Linked DNA regions of Homo sapiens: regions 1, 3 and 4 are each linked to region 2. The links are chromatin contacts, found by Hi-C or POLR2A ChIA-PET in ENCODE. All regions are on one chromosome and are shown on one strand. Each heading gives the region's core, a stretch centred on a gene start or an enhancer-like site at or near the end of the contact. The rest is flanking DNA. Distances are from core to core; before and after follow the strand shown.

Region 1 (2,868 bases), core at 12-2,511, 230 kb after region 2:
GAGGGGAGAAAGGCAAGGGACCCTCTGTGCCAGGATTACATGGGATCTATAGATGCCTCAAGGTCCACCTTACGTTCACATGACAGGTTAGACCAGAATCTCTTCCAGCTGCTCAAGGTGGTGTCCATAGAAATCCATGGTCATCGACATGCCTAGACACTAGACCAGTGAGTTGCTATCCATGGTCTGTAGCAAAAACAATGTTAAGGGAGAGAACAAGAGTGGTTCCCCTTGCCTGCCTCGTGGGGAATGAAAGATCATGAAGATTGTCAGTGCTAGAGGGGACCTAAGACATCCAAGTTCATTCCCATTATTTCACAGATAAGAACCCAAGGCTTGAAGAGGGGAAATAATTGTCCAAGCTCCCACAATTAGTTAATACTATAGGAAGGTCTGTGTATCCAGCTTTCGGGTACCTCACTGAGGGCTTCTCCATGACCCAAAGTTGCTGCGATCAGGTGAGACACCTGGTCCCCGATTGCTAAGCATTCTCCACATTGTCCGTGGATATGTGTAAAGGAACCCTTTTTTATTTGGATATGGTTCAAATTTAAAAACAGTAAACTGAATCAGCCATCAGGGAAGAGGCAAGGGTGTGTGTGTGTGTGTGTGTGTGTGTGTGTGTGTGTAGTGCATGCAAAGAGGAGATGTGAGTGTTGGAGAAGGGAGCTGCTGCCACACTGGCTTTCCTGTTATGATACTACCACTGGGCTTGTTGGTCACACCAGCTGCGCTTCCCAAAGCTCATTCCTTCCCGGCCTGTACCGACAAATTGCATTGATTTGCAAAACAGACAACTCTGCAATTGCCTGAGTACATTTAATCTTTTCAAATTAAGCCAACTTCACATTCGGCATACCATATGGAATTCTTCAGGGTGTTTATAAACACAGTTACTCTTAAGCCCTGGTCCACCCTGCTTAAACTGTAGCAAAAATAGTCCAGAGAGCCAAAAACATCCAGATTGAAGGGATGATCTGCCACCAGGCCAAATCCTTTCAAAGGTGGAAAAGATGTTAGGCATCATCTGGTCTAAAGGCTGTATCCTGGAGGCCATGGGCTGAATTCGGCACACAGATGTGTTGAGTTTGGCTCACGCTGCGTTTCTGAAAAATTTTGTGTCAACATTTAAGAATTGAAAGATTTCACATAAAAATCCAGACTTCCCGCATCTTACCAAAAAAAAAAAAAACTGGAAATGTGACCACACTGAGCGCTCATTCCTACGTAATAACAGGTAAAGATGGGTAGTAGCTTCTCTCTCTGCCAGGGGGCGCCCTTTCCCGCCTGCTTTTCCGTTTTCCCCACTCCCTATCGTCTTAGGCGATCTGCATCGCTCATTTTCAATATTTGCCTGATCCTTGTAGGCATTTGGGTTTGCCATCCTTATCTAAGTCAAGGCACTTATTTTACAGAGGATGAAACTGAATCCCAGAATCCAAAATTGACTTACCTAAGGTCACATAACTGGCAAGTGACAGAGTCAGGATTTGATTCATGGGCGTAGTGGGAACAGCGGGACAGACACCAGGGTCAGGAGGCTAAGGGGGGTAATGAGAGCACAAGGCTGTTCCTAAACCCAGGAATTTCCAGAGGTTCCAGACAAGACCTTGGACTTACTTCCCGGGCCATAGAATTGGGTGTGTGGAGGATGGAGGAAGACAAACCAGTTCCCTAGATTTTGAGAGCCAGAGAGATGACAGATGACTTCAGGGTTAGAGAAGGCAAGATATTTGACCCTTGGCCTTGGGCTCGTTGCAGATGTTCATTTGCTTGTTCATGCATCAAACTTTTATTGTCTGTTGCCTTTCAAGAACTACTTTAGGCTCTGGGGAGACAAAGGATTAAATCTTGATTCTGATACTCAAGGAGATTACAACACAGCAGAGGAAAACAGACAAGTAAGCAGATGAATAAGCAGATGAATAATTTTTTTCTTTTTTTTTTTTGAGACAGGGCCTAGCTCTGTCGCCCAGGCTGGAGTACAGTGGTGAGATTTCAGCTCACTGCAGCCTCGACCTTCCTGGATCAAGCAGTCCTCCTGCCTCAGCCTCCCGAGTAGCTGGGACTGCAGGTGTGCCCCACCACCCCCAGCCAATTCTTGTATTTTTTGTAGAAACGGGGTCTCACCATGCTGCCCAGGCTGGTCTACCAAGCCTTCTCAAGCCATCTGCCCACCTCCCAAAGTGCTGGGATTACAGGCGTGAGCCACCACGCCTGGCCTGTAAGCAGATGCATTTTTAACACCCCTTCCTTCCCGCTCTCTTCTGGTCAGATCTATAGGCAGAAGGCAGTACCAGGCCGTGGTTAAGGCTGACTTAACAGACTTGGACTCAAATGCTGGTCCTGCCCCTTCCTAGCTTGGGAAAAGCCTCACCCCTCTAAGCCTCAGTTTTTACATCCATTTAAAGTCATCAAATGCCTACCTCGTGGAATTCTTATGAGGAAACATTTGAAAAGCTCCTTGCACAGAGCAAGCATTCAATAATTAGTAGTTACTCTTTTTCTAGAATGCTTTCCTCCCCTCCTGTTACTACTTTTTCTTTTCTTCTTTTCTCTCTTTCATTTTTTTCTCTCTCTGATCTTTTCCAGACATTTGTTTATATTTTGAGATTTCCAAATATTTTCTAGTATCACAGGTAACTGCACTGGGTGATGGCCACGCCTCATAAGGAAAAGTGCCGGTGCTTATTAAAATAAACCCACACGGCCTTGACTCACCAGGGGCGCATTGTTTGCATTACCTTTTTGAAGGACAGAAAATTACTAAAGAGCGAAGCATTAATTATCTGGTCCCTTATTTGCATACAGCATCTCGGTTGAGAGTCCTGCTTTGGGATTCTCACTTCTGGGCCTTGAGCATTCCAG
Region 2 (3,172 bases), core at 221-2,720:
ATCCTACCTTAACCAGCAAGCTATTCGGAGCTTATTTACATGGTTTCCAAGAGCAGAAGCAAGAGTTAAATCCTAATGCACAATTGCTTTAAAAGCCTTTTTTTTTCTTTTTTTTTTTTTTTTTTTCTGGTAACACATGTACAAACGTTGCTTTGGTCAAAGCAAGTTACATGACTGAGCACAGAGTGAAAGAGACAGTGGCAGGGCAAGGGACAAAGAAGGGGAATGATTGCTGCCATTTTGCAAACAGTCTATCATGTGCAAAACAAGGCCAAGAACAAACTTTCAAGGTGATACTTCATTCTTAGATTTCCAAGATGCTAGAGCCAGAAGTCCTAGTTGAGTCCCTGTTTCTCCACGTTTCAGGCCTCAGTTTCCCCATCTAATAAATGAGGATAACATCCATTTCACAGGGTTGATCCAGGATCAACAGGGGCTAAAAATTATAAATAAATGTTGGTAATGATGCTTCCACAACTGTACAATGGGTTCACAACTTCTCAACCTACTTGCTCATCTCCACACACAGCGTTTCTGCGAGTACAGAGGGCTCACTATTGATAGTGGTCCAAGAGGGGATTTTAGGTGTCACAGGAACAGCACCTTGAATACGATTGACTTATGTGTGTGATTCACCTTCCCTCTGTCATTCTCTTTCAGTCTTTCCTCTTAGGAGAAGTCTCAGCTTAATGCCAATGCCTTCCCCTTTTGCTAATTATTTTATTTTTTGTAAAGAGGGGGTGTGTCACTTTGTGGCCGAGGCTGCTCTTGAACTCCTGTCCTCAAGGGATCCTCCTGCCTCAGCCTCCCAAGGTGCTGGGATTACAGGCATGAGCCATGGAATGCCACCAGTGCCAATTTGTCTTTGACACCTCTCTCAACCCATGCTAACCATCTCCCTCAGAGTTTTTGGCCCTATTTAGAATTGAATAATGCTTTATTTTCAATTTTTACATTTGCTTTCTATTAATGACAAATGATACGTTAAAAAATATATAAGCAAGCACTAATAGTTTAAAAAACAATGCTAAGTATATAATAAAACGTGGTTCATTCATTCTTGCGTTCAACAAATATTCGTCCAATAAATATATGTAGAGCATCTCCTATGGGCCAGGATCTTGCCAAAGGCACATCTGCGAACCAAGGAAACCCCTGCCCTCGGGGAGCTTGCATTCTAGGCGTGGGAGTCGTGATGGTGGTCGGAGAAGGACTGGATTTGGGGATTTGCTTCTTGCGGGGGACACAGGCCTGCCCGTGGGGCCCGCCTCCCGCGCGGAGAGCGCTGAGGGGTCCGGAGTGACCTGTAGGCTGAGACCCTGGCTTCCCCTTGCCTAGAGGCCGGGCAGGAGGCGCGGAGCCCGAGGTCGCGGGGCTGAGGGCGCGGGGCGGGCCCGGCGGGGCTCGGCTGCGGCCCGGGCTGTGTCTGCGGCCCCGGCGGCCGCGCCCCTCCTCCCTTTCCCTCCGGCGGAGGCTGACGTGGAGTCAACAGCGCTGGCGGCCGCGAGAGGCGGCGGCGCAGCGGCTCGGAGGCGCCGGGCCCTCTCGGGGCCGCGCGGGGCCCGGGCGGCGGCGGCGACGCGACGTCGCGAGGAGGAGGAGGCGGCGGGGGTCCAGGAGGCCGGCCAGCGCATGGAGGAGGAGGCCATGAACGGCGACCGGACTGAGAGCGACTGGCAGGGGCTGGTGAGCGAGGTGAGGCCGCGGCGCCGGCCAGGCGGGATGGGCCGGGCCGAGCGGCCGCCAGCCCCGGGCCCGCGCCCCCAGAGAGGCCGAGCTGGGAGGGACGAGAGGGGGGCGCGCACTCCAAGTGGCCGCGGCTGCCGCACCCGCGCGACCCCGCCAGGTGCGCCGCTCCTCCTGCACTTTCGGGTCTGCGCGGGCGCCACTTTCTTCCGCGCCATCTGGTGTCAGCCTTTGGGGAGGGGCCTTCCCCCCAAGGCAGGGGTTGGCCCTGGATTGGAGGCTGAAGCCCTGGGATCCGGGAGCAGAAGGTGCCAAGCCCCACCTGCCTGCCCGCTCGCCACTGTTGTGGAGCCAAACAATTGGACGCCTGGGACTGAAACGGGAAGGTGGTGCCATGGGGGAGAATCCGAGCCCTGGGGTGGAACCTGGGCCAGGTGGAATTACCTGCGGCGGTGGTTCGAGTTGGGGGAGTTCGGGGGTCCGCTGCAGCCGTTCACTCATTCACTTGCTCAATTCAATCAACACGTGTTTACTGCAGGCCTACCATGTGTAAGGTGGGGAGGGGCATTTATCGAAAAAGTGAAACACAGGTGCAGAAGTGATTCGATTTGTGGAAGCACAGAACACCGTGTCCCCCTGCCCTGCGACTCTTTTGTCATAAACATACCCTGGGGGTCCACTTTCAGGATCCTATGCTGTTTGCTCTTCAGTTCCCCCTAAGAGTTTGCCGGCCTGCCGGGAGAAGCTGCCGGCCTCTCCAGGTGAGAGGGAATGCGGATTTCTCCCTCTCACCTGGAGGCAACCAGGTAAGTTGCCCTGGTTTGCCACCATTTGTGGGGGCAATTCCTGGTGTTACTTACCCATGCCGGGGAATTTCTCCCTTCTGAGAACCAAGCTCCAGCCAAGGCCAACTTGGGGCTTCCTTTTCTTTAATCCTGTGCACACAATGCAGAGTGTATCGGTTTGCTCTTTTCCTTTCCTTGTGGGTTATGGGAAGGGAAACCCTCTACTCCCTCACTCCTTTCATCGTTTTCTGGGTCTCCAGGTCAGTCTGATAATAGTGCTTCATGCCCAGTGTGTGCAGAGCGTTGTGTTTCTGAAGAGGAATGACATGCGGTAGCTCCTGCCCTAGTTTAGTTTGCTCAGCATTGGTCTAGTAGTTGAAAGCTCTCCTAACTGTCTGGTGTTATGATCCATTGTATTGCAGCCTGGCTCCATCTTCTCAAACTGTCAGGCTTTATGTTAAGGGGCAGATCCTCTGGGGACCTTGTTTCTGGTCCCATCAAGAATCATACTTAGTAGTCAAGGAGGCTGGAGGTAGTTCTCCTTAGAAGTCCAGTGTTAGGCCCTTAAATAGCAGCAGAATCTTCACTACTCCAACAATTGCATATCAGGTGCCTGTTAGGAGTCAGTACATTGTGAGGTGCTTGGGATTCAGTGGTGAATAAGACAAAGAACTCCCCTACCCTCAAAGAACTCCTGGGGG
Region 3 (2,709 bases), core at 119-2,618, 180 kb after region 2:
GGAGCTTGATGTGTGGACTCTAGTTCAGGGCATTGCCTGGGGGCCCAAGTTCTGAACTACCTTAAGCTCTGGATGTGGGACACTGCTGTGCACACTATATTAAGAGATGCAGAAATATATTTTAGGTAGATTAAAAACATACAAAAACAATTTCAGAATTATTTTGCTGTCTGCTGCCACCATTGCTTTTTTCATTTAGAGAAGGCATGTTCCTGATATAACCCTAGATTGAGGCATCCATAGACAGGTGCATTATTTCACTCCTGGTTCCACCACTTATCATCTATGTCAGAGGTCAGCAAACATTTTCTGTAAAGAGTCAGATAGGAAATACGTTAAGTTTTGCAAGCCTATGCTTCTCAACTCTGCCTTTGCAGTGCAAAGGTGGCCACAGACAATGCAGAACTGAATGGACATGGTTGTGTTTCAATAAAACTTTATTTACACAAACAGACAGTGGGTCGGATTTGGTCCACTGGCCATAGTATGCAAACCCCTGATCTCTATGATCTCCAGCATCTCAAACCTTATCTGAAAAATAAAATGGGATATGATATCTGCCTCTGCAGAAGATAAAGAAATGTTATATGAAATTATTTTGAAAACTAGAATGAACTAAAGCACTAGCAAAGTATACATTATTAGTAATAGCAGTAATGTTACTATGCTATAGTTAGTCTCATTAATAAATCACATTTGTTAAGTACCCACTATATACTAGCTGCATTGTATTGATGATATTACTCAATCTTCACAAAGATCTTGCAAAAGAAAATGGTTACAAACATACAGATGAGGAAACTGAGGCTCAGAGGCTGTGACTCAAGGGTTACATAGGAAGTCAGAGGTAGGACTGAATTCTAATAACAGTTCCTGGATCCAAAATAGTGACCTCAAAAAAAATATATAATGTGTTAAGGATGTAAATAACAGATATATATAGATGAGTACATGGCTGCCAACAGATGGGCCGCTGTTGCATTTAGTCAGTGGGATAAGATCAGGTAACTTTCTTGTTGCTATCAAGTGACAGACACCCCATGCTTGCCATGGTATTTGGGTGCTGGACACTCTTCCCTGGTGGAAAAAGGCCTTTCCTGGCAGGGTCCCAGATTGAAATCCTAAACGAAGCAAGCTACCCGTGATGGGCTGTGTCAGTGTTGGAGGGCTGGCCATCTCTGCAAGGGATTGTCTGAGTCACAAGGCAGCCCTCCAGAACTTTCTGGGCCTGCCCAAAGCCAGGCCTGCCTCGGCCCCACAGGGAGGCGTGAGCAGCCGGCGCCACTTGAACGCCGAGTCTCCTGCTTCGAGGAGGCCAGATTTAGCAATCTGTCACACACAGCCCGCCTCATTGTGGCACTGGGCTCCAAGAGGCTGGCAGCGCGGGCAAGCAGAAAAGCATCTGTCGGCATGCCACACAGACAGGGATTAGAGAGGATGGGGGAGGATAATTATGGCATTTGCTTTCCTGTAAAGTGTATGTCAGGAGGAAAGGATTAAGCTAATTGAAGAAATCTCCAGCACTTACGTCAAAGGTGGTTGAAAAGCGATTGCTTTATCTTGCATCTCACCTGCTTCTGAGAGCCTGGCTCAAGGAGGCCTACCCACATCTCCACTTTGTCCCCAGCAACTCTTTGCAGAAATAGTTTGAGTTGGCGTTAGCCATTCTGCAAAGGAGAGAGGAGCTAAAAATAAGAGCATGTGAAGGATGCTCCCCACCTTTTTTTTTTTTAATTTCCAAAGCTCACACCAAGTTTCTCAGAGAAAGATGGAAAGCTGATTTTCCTGAGGTTTACATATTTGTGTACGTGTGACAGGTGAAATAAATGGCACCTGTATTGCACGTACTACACGGGGACAGGTGGCAGCCGCCCTCAAACTCTATCTCTTTTTCATCTCTCTGGAACATTAGCTTATGCTCCTGAGGGCCAGGCTGCATGCAAAGAGAAAGCTCGGGCTTCAGGATCATTTATCATCACTCTCCCCCGTGCAAAACCCAAACATCTCCAAACCCAAAACCAACGGAAAAAGGCAGGAATAGTCTTTTGTCTTCTGTCATCCAGATGGAACTTGGTTTTTGAGTTCCAGGTGACAGGTATTGGAGTTGCTGTGGTAATGAATTTGGAAAGGAAGTAAATAGATTTCCTCTTTCTTTTAATTCCAAATATTATACTACATTTACACAAATATGACTTGCCCAGTGGACTATCGTTTTTCAAAGAATAAGATACCACATCTGGAAAACATAGTTGGCTGCCTAATTTTTGCCATAATGCATCTTTAGACTGCTTAGAAAACGGATTGCCAGAGAAATCTTAGAAATATTTGTTCTAGTGATTAGGACCAGAAAGCTGGCTCCATTCTCTGTCGCTTTCTAGCTCTCTGACTTTGGGTGAGTTATTTCAACTCACTTTGATTTCTTCATTTGTGATAGCTCAAGAAAAGCATCTGGCATATAGTAGGGACTAAAAAATGGGCACCGTCATTGTCATTATCATCATCTTATTCATCTACCAGAAAGGCATAAGGTATTATATTAGTCAGAGGTCTCCAGAGAAACCGAACAAATAGAGTGTGTGCATATATCCTATTATACACGATAGAGATACAGACTTAAACATAGAAAGAGATTTATTTTTAAGGAATTGGCTCACACGATTATGAGGGCTGGCAAGTCTGAGATATGTAAGGCTGGCCAGCAGGCTGGAA
Region 4 (2,843 bases), core at 282-2,781, 150 kb after region 2:
GATGCCATCTGGCTTCTTCTAATTGCCTATGATAAAATGAAAGTAAAGAGAATAAACAAATAAACTTTAAAAAACCAACTATTTTATTTTCAAGGGAAATTTGAAAGAAATACAAAGGGCTCAAGAGAATATTTTCAGTCAGCAAAGGATTCTTAAAGTAAGAAAGGACCTTAGGGAAAAGATCAAACTCAGGGCTCTTTCGGGAAAATGCCACCAAAGGGTAAAAATAAAGCCAGAGGGGCAACTTTACAACACTTTTTTTATGATTTCAGAAAGATTTAAAATGGTATCTCCTAGACATGGTCTGCTAGATAAAATGTATCTAAAGATCTTAAGATCATGCTTTGTAGTAGATCACCCCTCTTAAATCATAGAGCTTCTAGGCTCTGAAAGATGTTGCAGCCTTATAGAGAATCAAAGATAGAGAAGAGGCTATCCCAAAGACCCTTTGTGGTATTTGTCCAATGAAGGGACTCTAGTAAGATTCATAAAAGCTAACAAATATTTCAAGGGAATTATATTGGCAGAAGCAATATCATCTTGGTCTGAAAGAGACAGAAGCAGCACAAAATGAAAGTGGTTCTGATCCACAACCTTCTGTGGGAAGGAAGCCAAATGAGAGAGCCACCCCGCCGCACTCACAGGCTGCTTATTATTAAAAGGGAAGGACGACTCAGAGGGAAAAACCAGGAGCCCAGATGGAGGAGCTGAGAACCTAGAGGAGGAATTCCCTAGCACAATCAGTACAAATCAGTACTGATGAACAATCCCCTAGTACAATTAGTACAAATCAGTATTAGTACAATCCACAGTACTGGATGACATGAACAAAGAACTGGTGACAGGTACCCAGTTGAATTTCAAGTTTCTCTGGACTAGTGACTGCTCTGTGCTTGCCATCCCTTCCTTTTGGAATAGGAGTGTCTATTTTATTTATTCTAACCCTTGATCTCTTTAGTCCTGAGGTCTTCAGAAACTTGAGCAGATGAATTTACACCTGGACCTGACTGAGATGATGTGATCCTGAACGTCCAGCCTGAGTCTGATGCTGTAATAGTTGAGCCTTTGGGAGATCTTGATAAGGGAGAGAGTATGTTGCATGTGGGAGGTATGCAAATAAGACTGTAGCAATTTTAAAACATGTCTGTAATTCCTCTGACATTCCTCCCATTGATGGGTGGAGTGTGTATCCCCTCCCCTTGAGTTTGGGCCAGCATTAATGTCTCACTTTTAACCAGAAGAATACAGGAGACATGACACAGCATAACTTTCAAGATCAGATTAGAAAAAGCTACGAAGCTTACACCTGGTGTTCTTGGGATTTTACCTCTGGGAGAAACAAAAACCCTGTAAAGAAATCTGATTATCCTGAGGCTGCTATGCTGGAGAGGCTGCTATGCTGGAGAGGCTGCGTGTAGGTGCTCTGGCTGACAGCCCAGCTAAGCTTTCAGCTGAAACCAACTGCCTGTCATGTGAGTGATCCATCTCGGATGACAAGCCTAGTCATGCCATTGGAGGACTACAGCCCCAACAGAGATCTGAATGCAGTCCACGACAGACTCCAAGTAAGAACTTCCCAACCTTTTTGAATTTCTGACTCATAAAACTGTGAGCAAATGGACCATCCTGGCTAACACAGTGAAACCCCATCTCCACTAAAAATACTAAAAATTAGCCGGGCATGGTGGCGGGCACCTGTAGTCCCAGCTACTCGGGAGGCTGAGTCAGGAGAATGGCATGAACCCGGGAGGCAGAGCTTGAGCACTCCAGCCTGGGCGACAGAGTGAGACTCCGTCTCCAAAGAAAAAAAAATGTGAGCAAATGAACATGACTGGTTTAAACTGCTATTTTTTATTGTTTTTGTTTTGAGACAGCATCTCATTAGGGTCTCATTCTGTTAGCCAGGCTGGAGTGTAGGGGTGCAATCACGGCTCACTGCAGCCTCGTCCTCCCCAAGCTCAGGTGGTCCTCCCACCTCTACCTCCCAAGTAGCTGGGACTGCAGTCACATGCCACCATGCCTGGCTAATTGTTGTATTTTTTTTTGTAAAGAGGGGGTTTTGCCATGTTGCCTACAGTGGTCTCAAACTCCTAGGCCTGAGTGATCTTCCCATCTTGGCTGCCCAAAGTGCTGGGATTACAGGCATGACCCACATTGCCCGGCCTAAACCGCTACGTTTTCAAGTAATTTTGATATGCCCCAATTATAACTAGATTATATTGTTACATAAATATCCTTTGAATTACATAGCTGCTTTCTGTTTTTTTCTTCTTCTTCAATATAGGTAATGAAAACAATCATCTTCCTTGTTTTCCTTCGTTTGGATTATTTCCTTAGAATAACTTTCCAAAGAAGAACAATCAAGTGACAGAGGATGAATATTTTCATAATTTCTAATTCATACTGCCAAATTACTTTCCTAAAAGATAGTACCAATTTGCCACCAGCAACTTATGATATAGAAGTTTTATTGTAACTTCACCAGATTGGGTGTTGTCATCTTAAAGCATATTTAAAAGCATCATAAATTCAAAAGCTGTTCTGGTGGACCTGGTGTGAAATTTCAGTACTCTGATCTTAGGAGGGAATTTACACTCGTTGTAGCCATAGAATCCTCTCCTGCTCAGTCTAACTCAGCCCTTTACTATCTAGTTAGTGCTTTTTTTTTTTTTTTCTCAATAAAATTCTTCTACTGTGTTCTCAGCCTCCTTCTGGAAAGTTGGCCCAGGAGAACATTTGTAGCCTGAGCTAGATCTACTCCTCTGCATTGCTTACATGTATGTCAAAAATAGCCCTGAACTATGCTGACATTCTGGTCTATGTCCAGCTTGATACCAAGTTAT

Evidence for each region. Hi-C counts contacts between places; a loop is a spot of excess contacts on that map. ChIA-PET counts read pairs that join two places held with the same protein, here RNA polymerase II (POLR2A). Pooled maps may share reads with other maps.
Region 1: a pooled map shows a loop between it and region 2 (2.2-fold over the local background). The contact joins the enhancer-like site here to the promoter of CCDC149 in region 2. A Hi-C loop is called at or near these places in 1 of 168 maps with a recorded cell type or tissue (esophagus muscularis mucosa) and 2 of 50 pooled maps. POLR2A ChIA-PET finds 5 or more read pairs at or near these places in 1 of 52 experiments (WTC11).
Region 3: a map of ascending aorta shows a loop between it and region 2 (5-fold over the local background). The contact joins the enhancer-like site here to the promoter of CCDC149 in region 2. A Hi-C loop is called at or near these places in 4 of 168 maps with a recorded cell type or tissue (ascending aorta, endothelial cell of umbilical vein, mammary epithelial cell and 1 more) and 11 of 50 pooled maps.
Region 4: a map of PC-9 shows a loop between it and region 2 (4-fold over the local background). The contact joins the enhancer-like site here to the promoter of CCDC149 in region 2. A Hi-C loop is called at or near these places in 1 of 168 maps with a recorded cell type or tissue (PC-9) and 1 of 50 pooled maps. POLR2A ChIA-PET finds 5 or more read pairs at or near these places in 1 of 52 experiments (T-cell).

Annotation. Positions count from the first base shown.
Region 1 is chr4:24,685,959-24,688,826 of GRCh38, reverse strand. No RefSeq gene overlaps it. Among named protein-coding and RNA genes, the nearest start is that of LINC02473, 27 kb to the right of the region's middle. Within about 2 kb of position 1,261, at least 2 of the 41 ENCODE cell types and tissues checked have a DNase peak (open chromatin) inside an H3K27ac peak, as active enhancers do.
Region 2 is chr4:24,911,340-24,914,511 of GRCh38, reverse strand. It overlaps CCDC149 (coiled-coil domain containing 149), which reads left to right and starts at 1,470. Exons shown (of 13, transcript NM_001395273.1): 1 at 1,470-1,695. The coding sequence starts at 1,648.
Region 3 is chr4:24,729,355-24,732,063 of GRCh38, reverse strand. No RefSeq gene overlaps it. Among named protein-coding and RNA genes, the nearest start is that of SOD3, 65 kb to the left of the region's middle. RefSeq lists an enhancer at 1,267-1,767. Within about 2 kb of position 1,368, at least 5 of the 41 ENCODE cell types and tissues checked have a DNase peak (open chromatin) inside an H3K27ac peak, as active enhancers do; they include ascending aorta and psoas muscle, where a contact is called at or near this core.
Region 4 is chr4:24,762,444-24,765,286 of GRCh38, reverse strand. LOC124900683 (a long non-coding RNA gene) reads left to right here. Exons shown (of 3, transcript XR_007058079.1): 2 at 1-1,565; 3 at 2,285-2,843. Among named protein-coding and RNA genes, the nearest start is that of SOD3, 32 kb to the left of the region's middle. Within about 2 kb of position 1,531, at least 7 of the 41 ENCODE cell types and tissues checked have a DNase peak (open chromatin) inside an H3K27ac peak, as active enhancers do; they include PC-9, where a contact is called at or near this core.